Regions from separate parts of the Homo sapiens genome. Here region 1 is linked to region 2. Evidence: chromatin loops called from intact Hi-C (ENCODE). Cell type or tissue: PC-3. All regions are shown on one strand. Links, peaks and the distances in the headings refer to the core of each region. The heading gives the core; the rest is flanking DNA.

Evidence for each region. Peaks named below come from ENCODE experiments on the same cell type or tissue, not always from the same donor. Only the 100,000 strongest peaks of a DNase experiment are listed, where the experiment ranks them.
Region 1: a loop joins it to region 2, with 10 times the contacts of the local background. A loop is called at or near these places in 1 of 110 quality-filtered maps.

Annotation. Positions count from the first base shown.
Region 1 is chr4:95,580,724-95,589,281 of GRCh38, reverse strand. UNC5C-AS1 (UNC5C antisense RNA 1) reads right to left here. Exons shown (of 5, transcript NR_183914.1): 5 at 1,554-3,019. Among named protein-coding and RNA genes, the nearest start is that of UNC5C-AS1, 36 kb to the right of the region's middle. RefSeq lists an enhancer at 3,170-4,369. In PC-3, for the core only: no CTCF peak of the experiment used is centred there; a DNase peak (open chromatin) is centred at 3,781; H3K27ac peaks cover 1,564 bases.
Region 2 is chr4:95,648,308-95,656,865 of GRCh38, reverse strand. No RefSeq gene overlaps it. Among named protein-coding and RNA genes, the nearest start is that of UNC5C-AS1, 100 kb to the right of the region's middle. In PC-3, for the core only: no CTCF peak of the experiment used is centred there; no DNase peak of the experiment used is centred there; H3K27ac peaks cover 484 bases.

The DNA.
Region 1 (8,558 bases), core at 1,623-6,622, 67 kb after region 2:
TTAAAATGTATTAAATTGTACCTTGTCTTATTGGATCTTCTAATAACAGATAAAATAGTACTTGTATGAATTTTTAAAACACACTGATGTGGACAAACACAGAAATACTGAATCTGCATGGCAAAAATACATGTCATAATGTATCATACACACAGCTAACATTTATTTTACAATCAACATTTTTTTTTACTGAGTACCTGATATGTAAAGTAGTATTATGCAATCTCTAAGAAATTTAGGTTAGAATCTGTTTTACTTGTGTTGTATAATTTTAAATAATAATGTTTAATAATATACATATACTACTTTTTAAATATATAAACACTATGTATAATATATGCATGTTTTCATATGTGTATATAATTTTAAACTGGAACACACTTAGATAATTATATGTATTCATTTTTCTATAAGCAGAGTAGTCATTAGTTTTTCAATAGATTAAATATTGAATGTAATTAAATTCCGATTCAGATTCACAGCAGGCTCTTTACACATAGCAAGTCTATGTGCTAGAACAACAATTATTAGTGAGTACAATAAATAAGTCTCATCTCATAAAATTCAAGAAAAAAATATCATCTGGACAGTAACCTAAAAACTAGACCAGGTAATCACCTGAGGTTCCATTTATTTACATTAATCTTCATTTCTGCATTGTAATTTTCATTTGTTGAATAAATTTCCTCTTACTGCAGATGAGAAGCATTCTACAAATATACCAGAACTAGTCCAGCATTTTTCAAACCTCTATTTTGATGTCACCTAAACACATTTTGAAAGCCCTTCACAAAATATTTAGTTGTTTAATTTTTCATAAAATTCTAGTCATTGCAAATTATATAATTTTTTAACATGTTGTAATTATTGACTTTTAAAATAAAAATTTTATGTCATTTAAAATGTAGCCAGTGGTGTCTACATACCATGGCAATTTTATACTTGTCATTATTCATATAAAAATACATTAATACATCTTTTCAACTGTCCAGAAATGTAATGTCATGACTCTTCTACTTGAACTTATATATCTATTTCACTTACACCGACAATTTTATTAAAATTTAATGAATTATTAGGTTTTAGTCTTTTATTGTTCCCCCATCGTACTTCTCTGCTTTATAATATGTATGTAAATTTAAATTTAATTTTTGAAAAAGTTTATCTGACTATAAGGTGCTGAAGTGCTAAAAATTTCTTTTGATAAAGACATAATTGCAATAATTAGTTGTAAAAATGAGTAAAACAACATAAATATATTACGTTTTTAATAAATTTTATACATAAAGAGCAAAATTTTATTGGAAACTCATTTCTTAATGAGATGGAAGCAGTTCTATTCCCCTGATTAATTTATATATCTGAGGATGAAGATTACTTATTGCCAGACAAAATAGTGGTTCACTATCAATTCTATTCTATTTGATCCACTACCAAATACCGAATCAATTAGATACTCCTCCAAGTTTGTTGAAAGCAAAAAATTCGAAATCATGACGTGCAAATGGATTTGGTATTGTTATTAGACTTATGTACTTCCTCAAAGCAAACACTCACGTTTGTAATTGTCATTTTATTTAATACTGAGAGTAGGGTTTCTACACTATAAGACAATTCAACAATGGTTGCAACACAAGATAGAAGAAAAGGATGCCCCTTTTTTGTGAAGTGTAAGAGAAGGGCAATCGTAGAAGGAAGTGGGAAAAGAAATCAGGCTTAATTTCTCAGTCATGCTTTTTCAGGCTGATACATATTATTTTTAGTACTTATGAAAATTAGAAGACCTCTGATCTATTTCAGCATTCCACTAGCAAAACAATCCATTCTGAAACAACCTTGAGAGGTATTAACAAATATTCCTAGCCCTCCAGGTCCACATTAGCTCAATCCAAGTTTCATTGTCTGAGATGTTCTCATTTTGGAAAAGAGGCAGGGCTGTGGAGGAGGGATTCTTTTGTCCCTCACTAATATCCAAAAATTCCACCCACTTCTTCTGAATTTCCCATTTATCTTAATTGTTCTGGACAGCAGTGAGACTGAGAATAATGATAATATGTACCAAACCATCATGAGACCTCTCTTCCTCTGATGATCTTAACCAAAATCATCATTCTAGAGAACGATATACTTTTAAGGCATGGTGTCATCTCTCCCATCCCCAAACACAGGCACTTACCATTTAGAGTCGGAAGGATCCATTTCTGCAACTACTGAGGATTCAACTTCATTGATTGAATTAACTTTGTTTTACTAGTAACACCGATCATAGTTGTTTTACTTCATTATATAGGTCACATTTTAACATCTTGTCCATACTTATATCAGGGAAAAACTAACCCTCTATGGCATTCCCTTGAGTTAATATAGGCAAACAATTGTCCAGAAAGAAAATGGTATTACATGGATATAAATTTTCTTAAAGACTCTTGCTCCTACTAGTGAAACTTAACTTATATTAAAGCTCACAAATCATCTGACCTAGAGTTTTTCCATGAATTGATATAAGCGTACCAAAATGAAATATTCAGGATTTGCCCATTTCCCTTTTTTGAAAAGTACTTGAACATTTGCCAGTTTTCCAGCCTTAAGTCGTCTCTACTATTTACATTCATTTACCAAATATCAAAATCTTTATATATCTATATGCATATATGCATTATTCTCTGCCCTAGGATTTAATTTGCATTTACATACACACTGCTAATATAAGACATCTAAATTGATTTTAATTTCTCTTAAAATGAGTAACTATTTTACTCTCTGCATTTTGAGAATATTTTCTTGACAGAAAAATAAGGAAGCACCAAGGTGGGAGGACCACTTGAGGCCAGGAGTCTGAGACCAGCTTCAGCAACATAGCAAGACTCCCATCTCTATTTAAAAAAAGACAGCTGGTTTTGGTGGCACACACGTGTAGTCCCAGTTACTCGGGAGGCTGAGGCGGGAGGATTGCTTGAGCCCAGGAATTCAAGGCTACAGTCACACCACTGTACTCCAGGCTAAGAGACACTGCAAGATCCTGGAAAGAAGAAAGAAAAGAAAAGAAGGAAAAAGAAAAAGAAAGAAAAGAAAAGAACAGGAGAGGAGAGGAGAGGGAAGGAAGGAAAAAATAAAAGAAAGAGGAGAGAGGAGAGGAGGAAACAGAAAGATGAGGAAGCAAAATATTAATTTTATTAAATTAATCATAATGTGCTGTTTCTATACTAATTACAATGTTAGAATGCTTTCTGTTTTCATCAATTAGAACAACAATGTATTTATATTTTTGAATGCAGCATTTTAAATATTGGATATCATCTACTTAAGCAGACATGCAAACATAGATGCTTAATGTGTGAACTATTGCATTTCCATAAGCATTTAAATCACTGGTATATATTCTGCTAAATGTATTCCACTGAGGTGGTTATTGTCTGAGGACTTAATTTCCCTTAGGGCAGTTTTTACACTCTAATATTGTCCTTAGCATAAACATATTAGGATTTTTTCATGTGGTAATATTGATATCTGTTCTCAAGACTCAAGCTACAACCTTAAAATTTTTCTCTGAATGAGATCTTTTATATAGTCTTCACAAAATAAATATTACTCATCTCTAATAATTTGTATTAACTAGAAATATCAAATTATTGTCAATATTCTGATATTTAATAATTCCAAATATTTAATAATTCAGGATAGACTAAGAGTGAACTGGAAAATTTCCCAGTCTTAAAAAGTGACAACACATTAACTTAGTCATAACTACTCATAACTTAGTCATAACTAGTCATAACTTAGTCATAACTAGGTGCATAAGAGATGAAATGCCAAAGTTAACACCAGGTCCAGGTAAACTTAAAAAGCAGAAATACACAAACAGGCAGGATAAATTGGAGCACATGAGCCTTCTATTTTCATATGAGTCTCAAATGGATGGATGTCAGGATTGGAATATTTCTAAGTTATTATTCTAATCAAGTCCTGTAGCATTTTTTGAGGACTTTACTCTTACAGGAGCCATAATAGCACCTAGAGATACAAACTTCTTAGCCATAAAAGCTATTCTCCATGTCATCACACTAAAGAAATGAGCACAGATATGCCAATAAATAATGTGCCCAGAGCACGGTGGCTCATGCCTGTAATCCTAGCACTCTGGGAGGCTGAGGGGGGCGAATCACGAGGTCAAGAAATTGAGACCGTCCTGGCCAACATGGTAAAACCCCGTCTCTACTAAAAATACAAAAATTAGCTGGATGTGTTAGGCACACACCTATAGTCTCAGCTACTCAGGAGGCTGAGACAGGAGAATTGCTTGAACCCGGGAGGCGGAGGTTGCAGTGAGCCGAGATCATGCCACTGCACCCTAGCCTAGTGACAGAGCAAGACACCATCTCAAAAAAAAAAAAAAAAAAAGAATTGCTCAGGGAAGGGAGTTATCTTCCTCTCTGGGAGAGGTCGGTGACTATTTCATAGATAACAACTAGGCCACTTTGGTAGATGAATACTCATTTAACAGGGAGACACATAGCTAGTGAATATTAAGTTCTCTTCTGCTCATATGAGATAAAAAGTTGTCATAAGAAGTGACCAGGGCCCACTCCTGCCACCACTGACACATGTGAATGCTGCTGGGAGACCTCAGGACCAGCCCACCCAGTGTACTAGTCTTCAGCAAAGCCTCACCACAGCCTCCACAAACAACCACAGCCTAAGCCACTGAGGAGCTCAAGGACAATACTGATGTTGATCACAGCCAAAGAAATCATATGGAGACCATACTATGGTGCTCACCCCGAACCAAACCAAAGTACACTACCCAGCCAACATTATAGATCCATCAACAGAAAAAAGTATTTTTCTATGAAAATAATTTAATAGGAAAGCTATATCATAAATTTGGAAGAAATTACTGTTAAGCTAGATGCACAAATATTAACTTAAAAACACAGGAAACATAAAAAAGTAAGGAACCTAACACTTTCGAAGGAAAATAATAATTTTCCCATAACATACCCCAAATAAAAGGAAATCTATGAAATGTCTGAACTGAAAAGGAATTCAAAAGAATGACATTAAGGAAACTCAATGAGACACGAGGGAATACAGAACATATAATCAGGAAAACAATTCATGATCTGAATAAGAAATTCAACAAAGGGATATTGTAAGAAACAACTAAACAAAAATAGTGGAACTAAAGAATTCTATAAAATAAAAATACCATCAAGATGTTAACAAGAGACTAGATCAAGCAGGTGAAGTAATTTCAGAACTTGAAGAGAGGTCTTTTGAAATAGCACAATCAGACAAAACAAAAAAAGAATAAAAAAGAATGAAGAACGTCTACATGACATATGGGACACCATCAAGTGAACAAATAATACAATTTTTGGAATTTCAGAAAAGAGATGAGAAAAGGCATTAAAAATCTATTTTATGATAAATCTCCAAACTGCTTTTCACAGTGGTTGAACTAATTTACATTTCCACCAACAGGGTATAAGTGTTCCCTTTTCTCTGCAATCTTACCAATATATGTTATTTTTTATCTTTAATAATGGCCATTTTGACTGCTGTGAAATGGTACCTCACTGGGGTTTTGATTTGCATTTCTCTAATGATTACTGATGTTGAGCATTTTTTTTCACATATTTGTTGGCCACAGCTATGTCTTCTTACGAGAAGGTGTCTTCATATCCTTTGCTCATTTTAATGGGGTTGCTTTTCGCTTGTTGATTTGTTTAAGTTCCTTATAGATTCTGAATATTAAATCTTTGGCAGATGCAGAGTTTGCAAATATTTTCCCCTATTCTCTAGGTTATCTGTTTACTCTATTGATAATTTATTTAGGTCTACCTTGTCAATTTTTGTTTTTGTTGCAATTGCTTTTGGGGACTTAGTCATAGATTCTTTCCCAAGGCTGATACCCCGAATGGTCTTTCCTAGGTTTTCACTAGGATTCTTATAGTTTTAGGTCTTACATTTAAGTTTTAATCTATCTTCAGCTAATTTTCATATAGGATGAAAGGTAGGGGTCCAGTTTCATTCTTCTGCATATGGTGAGCCAGTTATCCTGGAATTTAGGTATACCATTCAAGTCAGCAATCCCATTACTGGGTATATATTGAAAGGAAAATAAAACATTCTACCAAAAAGACACAGGCACTCATATGTTTATTGCAGCAATATGCACAATAGCAAACACATTGTGTCAACCCAGATGCCCATAAATATGAACTAGATAGGGAAAGTATTTGTACATATATGCCATGGAATACTGTGCAGTCATAAAAAATGATGAAATCATGTTATTTTCAGCAACATGGATGCAACTGGAGACCATTAGCCTAAGTGAATTAACACAGGAACAGAAAACCAAATACTAAATGTTTTCACTTGTAAGTGGGAGCTAAACATTGAGTACACAGGGGCATAAAGATGAGAACAATAGACACTAGGACTACTAGAGGGTAGAGGATAGGAATGGAGGCAAGAGTTGAAAAACTATGAGGTACTATGTGCACTACCTGGGTGATGGAATCACTTGTACACCAAACCTTAGCAACATGCAATTTCCCCCATGTAACAAACCTGCACATGTACTCCTGAACCTAAAATAATTTTTTTAAAAAACTAATAAAATAATGAAATAGGGGAAAATTTCTTAATTCTTGGAAGACATATAGACATCAATATTCAAGAAGCTAAAAGTTCCCAAAAGACTCAACCCAAACAGATCCTTTCCAAGGCACATTATAGTCAAACTGTCAAGTCAAAGGAAAAGAGAGAGAATTATATTTTTAAAAAAGCAGGAGAAAAGCATAAAATCACATATAAGGGAATTCCCAACATATTAACAGCAGATTTCTCACCAGAAGCCTTATAGGCCAGGAGAAAATGGGATTATATAGTCACATCAAAAGAAAAAAATGCTACTTAAAAATACTTTACCCAACAAAGTTATCTTTCAGAAACAAAGATGAAATAAAGTATTTCCAAGACAAGCAAAAACCAAGGGAATTCATCACAACTATATTGACCCTATAAGAGATGTTTAGCAGAGACCTACATCTGGAACTAAAGGATAACATCTACCATCATGAGAATATATGAAAGTATAAAACTCATTGGTAGAGCAGATATGCGAGTGAGAAAGAACAAGAAATAAAATATTACTAAAGATAAACAACAGATTGCAAAGATAAACAATAAGAGGCGAAGAAAGGAACAAAGGATATAGAAAACAATCAGAAAACAATTATTAAAAATGGCAAGAGTAAGTCCTCATCTATCAATTAAAAACCTTGAATGTAAATGGTTTAAATTTCCCAATTAAAAGATAAACACTGATACAGCAGATTAAAAATAAAAAAAAAAACAACAACTATACACTGCTTACCAAACCCTTACATCCCTATTAAGTCACACATAGATTGAAAGTAAAGAAATGGAAAAAAAAGATATTCCATGCCAATAGAAATAAAAAATATGCAGGAATACCCGTACTTATATCAGACAAAATAGACTTTACGTCAAAAAACAAGAAAAAAGATTAAGTTTATTATATAATGATAAAGGGGTCAATTCAGCAAGAAGACAAAATACCTTTCAAAGTATTTGCACCTACCAACAAAGAACACAGATATGTAAAGCAAATATTATTGGAGTTAAAGAGAGACATAGACTCTAGTACAATAATAGTTGAGAACTTAAATACCTCACTTTCAGCATAGGACAGATCATTTAGACTTAAATTCAACAAAGAAACAAAAGACTTAAATTGCACTGTAGACCAAATAAACTTCAAAGACATTTATACAATATTTCATCCAACAGCTGTAGAATACATATTCTTCTAATTAGCACATGGAACATTCTCCAGGATAGAACACATATTAGGCCACAACAGGAACTTCAGCAAATATTTTCTTTTTTTTTTTTGAGACAGAGTCTCACTCTGTCCCCCATGCTGGAGTGCAGTGGCACGATCTCGGCTCACTGCAAGCTCCGCCTCCCGGGTTCACACCATTCTCCTGCCTCAGCCTCCCGAGTAGCTGGGACTACAGGTGCCCGCCACCAGACCCGGCTAATTTTTTTGTATTTTTCGTAGAGACAGGGTTCCACCATGTTAGCCAGGATGGTCTCAATCTCCTGACCTCATGATCCACCTGCCTCGGCCTCCCAAAGTGCTGGGATTACAGGCATGAGCCACCACGCCCGGCCAAATTTCAGTAAATATTTTCAAATGGAAATTATATAAAATATCTTCTTAAACAACAATGGAATAAAACTAAAATTCAATAACAGGAGAAACTCTGGAAACTCTACAAATATTAATCCATGGAAATTAAATAGGTGGTCACTTCTAAGACAGCCGAATAGGAATAGCTCCGGTCTGCAGCTCCCAGCAAGATCGACACAGAAGACAGGTGATTTCTGCATTTCCAACTGAGGCACCTGGTTCATATCATTGGGACTGGTTGGACAGTGGGTGCAGCCCACGGAGGGCAAGCTGAAGCAGGGTGGGGTGTTGCCTCACCCACGAAGCACAAGGGGTTGGGGGATTTCCCTTT
Region 2 (8,558 bases), core at 2,370-7,369:
GTTAAGAGGGAAGTTGATAGCACCTAAATGCCCACCTCAAAAAATTAGAAAGATCTCAAATTAACAATGTAACATGACACCTAAAGGAACTAGAAAAACAAAATCAAACTAACCCCAAAGCTAGCAGAAGAAAAGAAATAACTAAAAGCAGAACAAAACTGAACAAAATTGAGACCCAAAAATGCGTCTTTAAAAACCCAGTGAAACCAAAAGTTGGTTATTGAAATAATACACAAGATTGATAGACTGCTGTCAAGGTTAACAAAGAGCAAGTATCCAAATAAGTACAATCAGAAAGGACAATGGTGATATTACAACCAATCCTACAGAAATACAAAGGATCCTCAGAGACTATTATGAACAGAAACTCTATACACACAAACTAGAAAATCTATGAGGATATAGATAAATTCCTCAAAACACATAATATCCCAAGATTGAATCAGAAATAAATTGAGGGGCTGGGCATGGTGGCTCACACCTGTAATCCCAGAACTTTGGGAGGCCGAGGCAGATGGAGCACTTGAGGTCAAGAGTTCAAGAACAGCCTGGTCAACATGGTGAAACCCTGTCTCTACCAAAAATACAAAAAAAAAAAAAAAAAAAAAAAAGCCAGGCGTGGTTGTGAGTGCCTGTAATCCCAGCTACTTAGGAGGCTGAGGCAAGAGAATTGCTTGATTCCAGGAGGCAGAGATTGCAGTGAGCCAAGATTGCACCACTGCACTTCAGCCTAGGTGATAGAATGAGACTGGTCTAAAAAAAAAAAAAAAAAAAAAAAAAACTTGAAACCCTGAACAGACGAACATGAGTTCTGAAATTGAATCAGTAATAAAAAACCTACTCACTCACAAAAAGCTCCAGACCAGAAGGATACACAGCTGAATTCTAGCAGATGTACATAGAAGAGCTGGCACAAGTCCTATTGAAAGTATTCCATAAAATTGAGGTGGAGGGACTCTTCCCTAGTTGATTCTATGAAGCCAACATCACCCTGATACAAAAACCTGGTAAAGACAAATGAAAAAAAAAAAAAACTATCTGCCAATATGTTTGATAAGCACAGATGTAAAAATTATCATTAAAAAAGTTAATTCTACATGATCAAGTAGGCTTCATTCCTGGAATGCAAGGATGGTTCATATATGCACATCAATAAATGTGATTCACCACATAAACAGAATTGAAAACAAAAATCGTATAATCATCTCAAAAGATGCAGAAAAAGCTGTTAATAAAATCTAACAGCTACTCATGAAAAGAACCCTCAAGAAACCAGGTATCCAAGGAACATACCTCAAAATAATAAGAACCATCTATGACAAACCCATAGCCAACATCATACCAAACAAGCAAAGCCTGGAAGCATTCCCCTTGAAAACTGGGAAAAGACAAGGAGATGTAGTCTCATCACTCCTATTCAATACAAAAAGTCTTTGCCTGAGCAATCAGGCAAAAGAAATAAATAAAAGACATCCAAAGAGGAAAATAAGTCAAACTATCTCTCTGTACCAATGATATGATTGTATACCAAGAACAATCCTAAAACCCCTGCTAAAAGTCTCCTGAAACTGATAAATGACTTCAGTAAAGTTTAGGATACAAAATCAACATACAAAAATCAGTAACATTTCTATGCACCAATATGGTTGAAACTGAGAGTCTTATCAAGAACACATTCCCATTTTCAATAGCTTCAGTGAAAAATAAGATACCTGGGAATACACCTAACCAATGAAGTGAAAGATCTCTACAAGGAGAATGATAAAACACTGCAGAAGGAAATCAGAGATGACACAAACAAATAGAAAAACACTCCATGCTCATGGATAGGAAGAATGAATATTGTTAAAAAGACCATACTGCCCAAAGCAATGTACAGATTCAATTCTATTTCTATCAAGGTACCACCATCATTTTTCACAGAACTAGAAAAAAACTATTATAAAATTCATATGGAACCACAAAATAGCCTGAATAGCCAAAGCACTCCTAAGCAAAAAGAATGACCCAGAGGGATTACATTACCCAATTTCAAACTATACTAGAATGCTACAGTAACCAAAACAGCATAATACTGGTACAAAAACAGATATATACACCAATGGAACAGAATGGAGAACCCAGAAATAAAACTGCACACCTACAACCCTCTGACTTATGACAAAGTTGACAAAAATAAGCAATGGGGAAAGGCATCTCTATTCAATAAATGGCTAGCCATGTGCAAATGAATAAAATTATACCCCTATCTTTCACCATATACAAACATTAACTCAAGATGGATTAAATATTTAAATGTAAGACCCCAAACTATAAGAATTCTAGAAGAAAACCCAGGAAACACCATTTGGGACATCAGCCTTGGGAAGGAATTTATGACTAATTCCTCAAAAACAATGGCAACAAAAACAAAACTTGATAAGTGGGACCTAATTAAACTAAAGAACTTCTGCACAGGAAAGAACTATCAACAGAGAATTTACAGAATAGGAGAAAATATTTGACAACTATACATCTGAGAAAGGTCTAATATCCAAATGTATAGGAAATTAAACAATTCAACAAGCAAAAAACATATAATCCCAGTTAAAAATGAGCAAAAGACACAACAGGCATTTCTCATAATACGATAGAAATGCAGCCATCAAACATGCAAAACAAGTTCCACATTACTAATCATCAGATAAATGCAAATCAAAACTGGAATGAGATACCATCTCACATCAGTCAGAATAATTATTATTAAAACATCAATAAACAAATGCAGGCAAAGCTGCAGAGAAAAGGGAAAGTGTAGGTACTATCGGTGGGAATGTCAATTAGTTCAGCCACTGTGAAAAGTAGTTTAGAGATTTATCAAAGAACTTAGAACTACCATTCAACCCAGCAATCCCATTACTGGGTATCCATCTAAAAGAAAATAAATAGTCCTACCAAAAAGACACAGTTACTTGTATGTTCATTGCAGCACTATTCACAATAACAAAGGTATGGAATCAATCTAGGTGCCCATCAATTGTTGACTGGATAAAGAAAATGTGGTATACATATATCATGGATACTATGCAGCCATATGAAAGAACAAAATCATGTCCTTTGCAACAACATAGATGCAACAGGAGGCCATTATCCCAAGTGAATTAACACAGAAACAGTAAACCAAATACCACATGTACTCACTTAGAAGTGGGAGCTAAACAATGGGTACTCATGTACGTAAAGATGGCAACAGTAGACCCTGGGGACTACTAGAGCAGGGATGAAGAGAAGGGGGCAAGGGTTAAAAAACTATTGGGTATTATACTCAGTACCTGGGTGACAGGATCAATCATACCCCAAACGTCAACCTCATACAATATACCCAGGTAACAAATCTGCATGTGTACCCCCTGAATCTAAAATAAAAGTTGAAATTATTTTCAAAATAATAATAAATATCACCATTTTGCAGTCCATAGTGAATTAATGAATTTAGATAAATGATAGATTTGGAAAAAGAGGCATCCACGCTTCCTTTTGGAAATACACAAAACATCCTCTGAAGTATTTATGCCAAAGAATCTAACCTGAAGATGATCAAGCCCATAGATCTAACTTCCCAGTTTCAGGAAAAATGAATCAGAGGAACATATTACATAATTCCATAGGAAAATTCAGACTGTCATGAATTATAAGACGAATGACTCAGCTTCTTCAAAACGTAAATTGCAAGATAAAAGAGAGAAAAGTATTAGTATTTTAAAATTAAAAGACTTACATATATAAACCAATTACAGTCCGAAAAGTTGTTTGTCTCTTGGTCTCACTTGAACATTTTTGTGAAACAACAGGCCATATTTGAACATGGACTATGAGATTTTCTATTAAGTTATTATTTTTAGTGTAGTAGGGATATCAAAAAATTTTTAAAAGCTTGTAGTATGTAGATATATGTATTGAATACAGATTAAAGATATGACTGATATTTGCTTCAAATTAAAATCAAGGAAGGTGAGTGTGGCTATAAATGAAACAAACTGGCACTGAGTTGTAATTGTTGAGTTTGAGTTAATAGGTATATGCCATTGAATTATATTATTTTCTATACCTTTACATATATTTGGAAATTTTTATTTTTTATATAGATATATATAAAATATATATGTATATATATGTGTGCGTGTATATATATATATGTGTGTGTGTGTATATATATATACTTTTTTTTTTTTTTGAGACAGGGTCTCGCTCTGTCACCCGGGCTGGAGTATGGTGGTGCCATCTCGGCTCACTGCAAGCTCCACCTCTTGGGTTCATGCCATTCTCCTGCCTCAGCCTCCCGAGTAGCTGGGACTACAGGTGCCCGCCACCACACATGGCTAATTTTTTGTATTTTTAGTAGAGATGGGGTTTCACCATGTTAGCCAGGATGGTCTCGATCTCCTGACCTCCTGATCCGCCCGCCTCAGCCTCCCAAAGTGCTGGGTTTACAGGCGTGAGCCACCGCGCCCGGCCTATAATATATATTTTTAATTAAAAATAAAGGATATGTGTTTTAGATTTTTGCTATAAGGCCATGAAAAGCACTTTTAATTTTGATGGTTGTATCACCACGTCTTGTGTAGTCCTACAATGGTATACATTTCATACATGACAATTCCTATGATTAAAGTAGCTTCTCCTTGATCTGTTTTGTTTCTGGCACATGAGACACCAGCAACCTTATGGATTAGGACATGTCTTTATGCCCAGGCTCTAAGACATGAGGCTAGAGCTAACAATAAAAGTAATGACTAAGCACTGTCTGTTATTTACCTTTAGTTAGATGCTCAAAGCTTTGCTTTGAATTCAACAATAAGCCAATGTAGTTTTGGCTGAAAATAGTCACTTAATTTTATAGCTTATTGACTTTGACAGTCTAAGAGAACATGAATTGTAGAGAGATTTGATGTACATGGGAATAAAGTGATTGGGCTAGTGTCTTATTATCCTTGCACCTCCACTTTTTCCCATTGTGCCTGGCATACAGTAAGTAATAAATAAATTTTGATTTATCATTTTAAAAAGGAAGAGAGAGGTTGAGGGAAAGAGAGCTAGAGGAAGGGAGGGAGGGAGAATGGAAGGAAGCTGTACCATTTATCTATTGTTGCAATAATGCTGTGTAAAAAGAACCATGAAACCTCAGTGGCATACAAAAATCAGCTTTCTGTGCCCAATTGTCTGGGGTACTTTCTAGGTAGATCTGCTGAACTTTATTGCATTTGCAGGTCTCAGATGAGACAACAGGAATATATTGGCTGTACAACATGTCTCTTACAGTCTAGCAGGCTAGATCAGGTATGTCCTCATGGTAATAGAAACAGTACAAGAGAGAGAGCAAGCTCAATCATTCAAGTACTTTTCCAGCTTCTGCTTGGTCGTGTTTTGCTGCATCCTGCTGACCCAAGCAAGACACACAGCCAATCTGAGAACATTACTAAGTTAGATGACAAAGGACACGAATACCTGGAGCTGGGAAGACTAAGGCCTTTTTTTTGTTTGTTTTGGCCATCTTCCACAACAGAAATAAAAATATTAAATACGTGGCTGAGCACATGGGAGCTCTGAATATTGATTGCTTTTCTCTTTCAACTCCTAAACAAAGACAATTGGAATTATAGTGCCAATTAACTGAATTAACTTTTGGCTTTGATTTTTTTTAGTTCCATTGGAGCTTTTATATCATATTTTCATTAATCCAACAAATATTTATTGAGTTCAACCTCTTTGCAAATATCTGTATAAAGCATTGTCATTTGCACATGGTAACTACTTGATAAATATTGACTTAAACAGCAATTTTAGTCATAGATTCTTTGTCTATGTAGCCCCATTTCTTATTTGGCATCATTATCTCATATCCAAGAGTTGTTCTAGGTGAATCAAGTGTTAGCCTGCTTCTCCACTCCTTATATTTCCTTGGATATGGAGGGAGCCCCATCTTCTAGGATCCTTGGCCTCTGTATCCATATTCTGACTCCACATCAGGTGGACAGCTTTTTAACTAGTGAGCATGGAAGGAGAAACTGAGCACTTGTAGTTCTATCTTTCTATTTCTCTTTATAGAACAGTTTTAAACCAAAGCTATTTTTCTACTTTGATCCTCTAAGAAGTCCCTGTTACTGTGGGAAGAATCCCACCCAATTTGGGGCTGAACACGAAGAAGCTTACTTTGCCTTCCAATAGAAGCCTCCAGTATTCTTTGTATCCACAAAAGAGGCATTTTGGTTTCTGTTTCCTTGATTCTGGTTTAGAACTGGTATGTGGAAAATACATTCTAGTTATGCTTCCCCACCTTCGAGATACATCCAGTAACTCATATTTTATTATTCTCCAGTGACATATTGTACTTATTATCAGAGTGTTGGTAGTCACATGCATTAGAACTAATCCAAAGTAGAATACATGAATACGTTGCCCAGACTACATAATCAGTGGCTTCCTCAAATGTTTTTCCAGGATGGCAGTGTGCATACAGTGCTAAATGCTTGACCAAAAGTTTTAAATATAATCAATTATCTGATCTATAAAATGATTAATATCCAGAACTTTGAAAATATCAAAATGACACCCTTTCTTATATGCTTTTCAGTGTCAACTTTTGTCTGCGGATTTAATTTAAAGTCACTTTTACACTGAAAATTTCAATAGCCTCCATTTTCAATAACATGTTTCTTTTTATTTCCCAAATGATCTACTAACTTTAGTTTTGTGTAGTGTATTTTATGCAAGTATTTTCCCAAACCAGTTGTATAATATATTTTAAAAAATCAAAGATAGCTAGCTAATCTTGCAAATAGAGATGCTGGATATACAAATTTTAAGTGACATCAGCCCTGGCCTATGTTTGAAAATAAAGAGTAGTTAATTTCCGTGATTTACTATTATTTACACTTATTTGCTAACAACTTATATTTAAGCTTATTTTTAACCATCAAAAGAGTATTTCCAGGTATGTAATATAAGTGTTTTGTTTATGAGTAATGAAATTATTATAATTATACTCACAGATTACTTATTTGGTTCCAAACTGAACGGTGAGTAATAATAAAGTGAATTAAACATTATTTATGAGTTAAGCTGTACCTTTTCATGACCTACTGTGCTTTCAGTGGTAAGCAAGGGCATAGGAAAGATAAGATCTATCATATCTTATCTTTCTATCTTGTATTTCTATCTCCATAGAAATACAGTTCATCCTTCTTGTTCAAAAAGTGTTTGGATAGGGTTCACTACTGATTTGAAATTTAAATAAAATTTTGCTCCGGAGTGAGAAGATTTTGTTAGTCATGCATGTATTGCTTTTTTTCTAATATGACCTCTGTTTTCAAATGAATGACTTGTTCCTCTTCAAAAGCTGATGGATTCTATGAGGGGGAAAATCTACTACAGCTTTGAAAGACAACTATTTGCTTTTAATGCTTATTTCAATATTTTTTGATGCAGAAGCTAAAATGCATCAAAACCAATTTTCCTGGTTTTATTTATATCAGGCTTATCATTTTGGAAATGTACTAGGTATACGAATTTAATGGAAGGACTGTGACTTTTCATGCAATCCTAAACATGGCTCTTAATTTAAACATACTGAAAAATGTGAAAAGTGTGGGATAAAAATAACATTGCTTTACTTATACTAGATAGTGGGTCTCTTTGGTTGCATTATATGACTGAGTTGCAAAACAAATATATAGAGTACATATATTGTGTTCTTTTCATATTACCTCTTTTATAGTAGGAAATTGACTGATGTAGTTGATTAAGCCCATTTCACCAGAAAATGAGGCAAAGTTTATTTTACTCTATCTAAAAATAATTTTAAAGGCCAACTCTAATCTCATATGTAAATAGCTATTAGCTAGGTACTAGAGATGCCTTTCATTGTCATCAAAATTAAAACCTTTATATAGCACAAGAAAATAGATTCATTTTGTAAAATAATACTCTTTCATTCTGCCTGGGAAGCCTTGAGGTTTTAGCAATAATAACTGTAGAATTAATATTAACACTTATTTTTGTTCATAGAAAATTATATTTACAGAGATTTAACCTTTTAATTTAAAGATTTAACATTTTAAATTTAACATTTTAATCAGTGGAGTTTTCAGATTTTTTTTTAATTCACAATCGCTGTTGTCCTTAGATGTTTTTTATAGCTCAGATAATTCAAAAGATGAGCATAAATTTAAAAAGCTTAGCCAAGGTCTACCATAAAAGCAAAAAAGAATTATACAGCTCTCTGTGTACAATGGGTAAAACTGTAAAACAAAAATCACTTCTTAAAAAGTATTTTATTGTTCTTTTATTAAATCATTGGACATATATTAAGTGGCAACTTATGCTAGCTACAGCACTAAGTCTGTAAGAAAGAAGGAAAACAAAAATCTGCTAGCATATTTAAGCTTTGTAATTATTTTAGGACACAGGGTTGGGTACTATTATACTCTTTATTTTCTAGATGAACACACTGAAGCTAGCTATGTTAAATAAATTTCCCAGGCTATACAGCTGGGAAATGGTAGAGATTGAATCTGGATTTA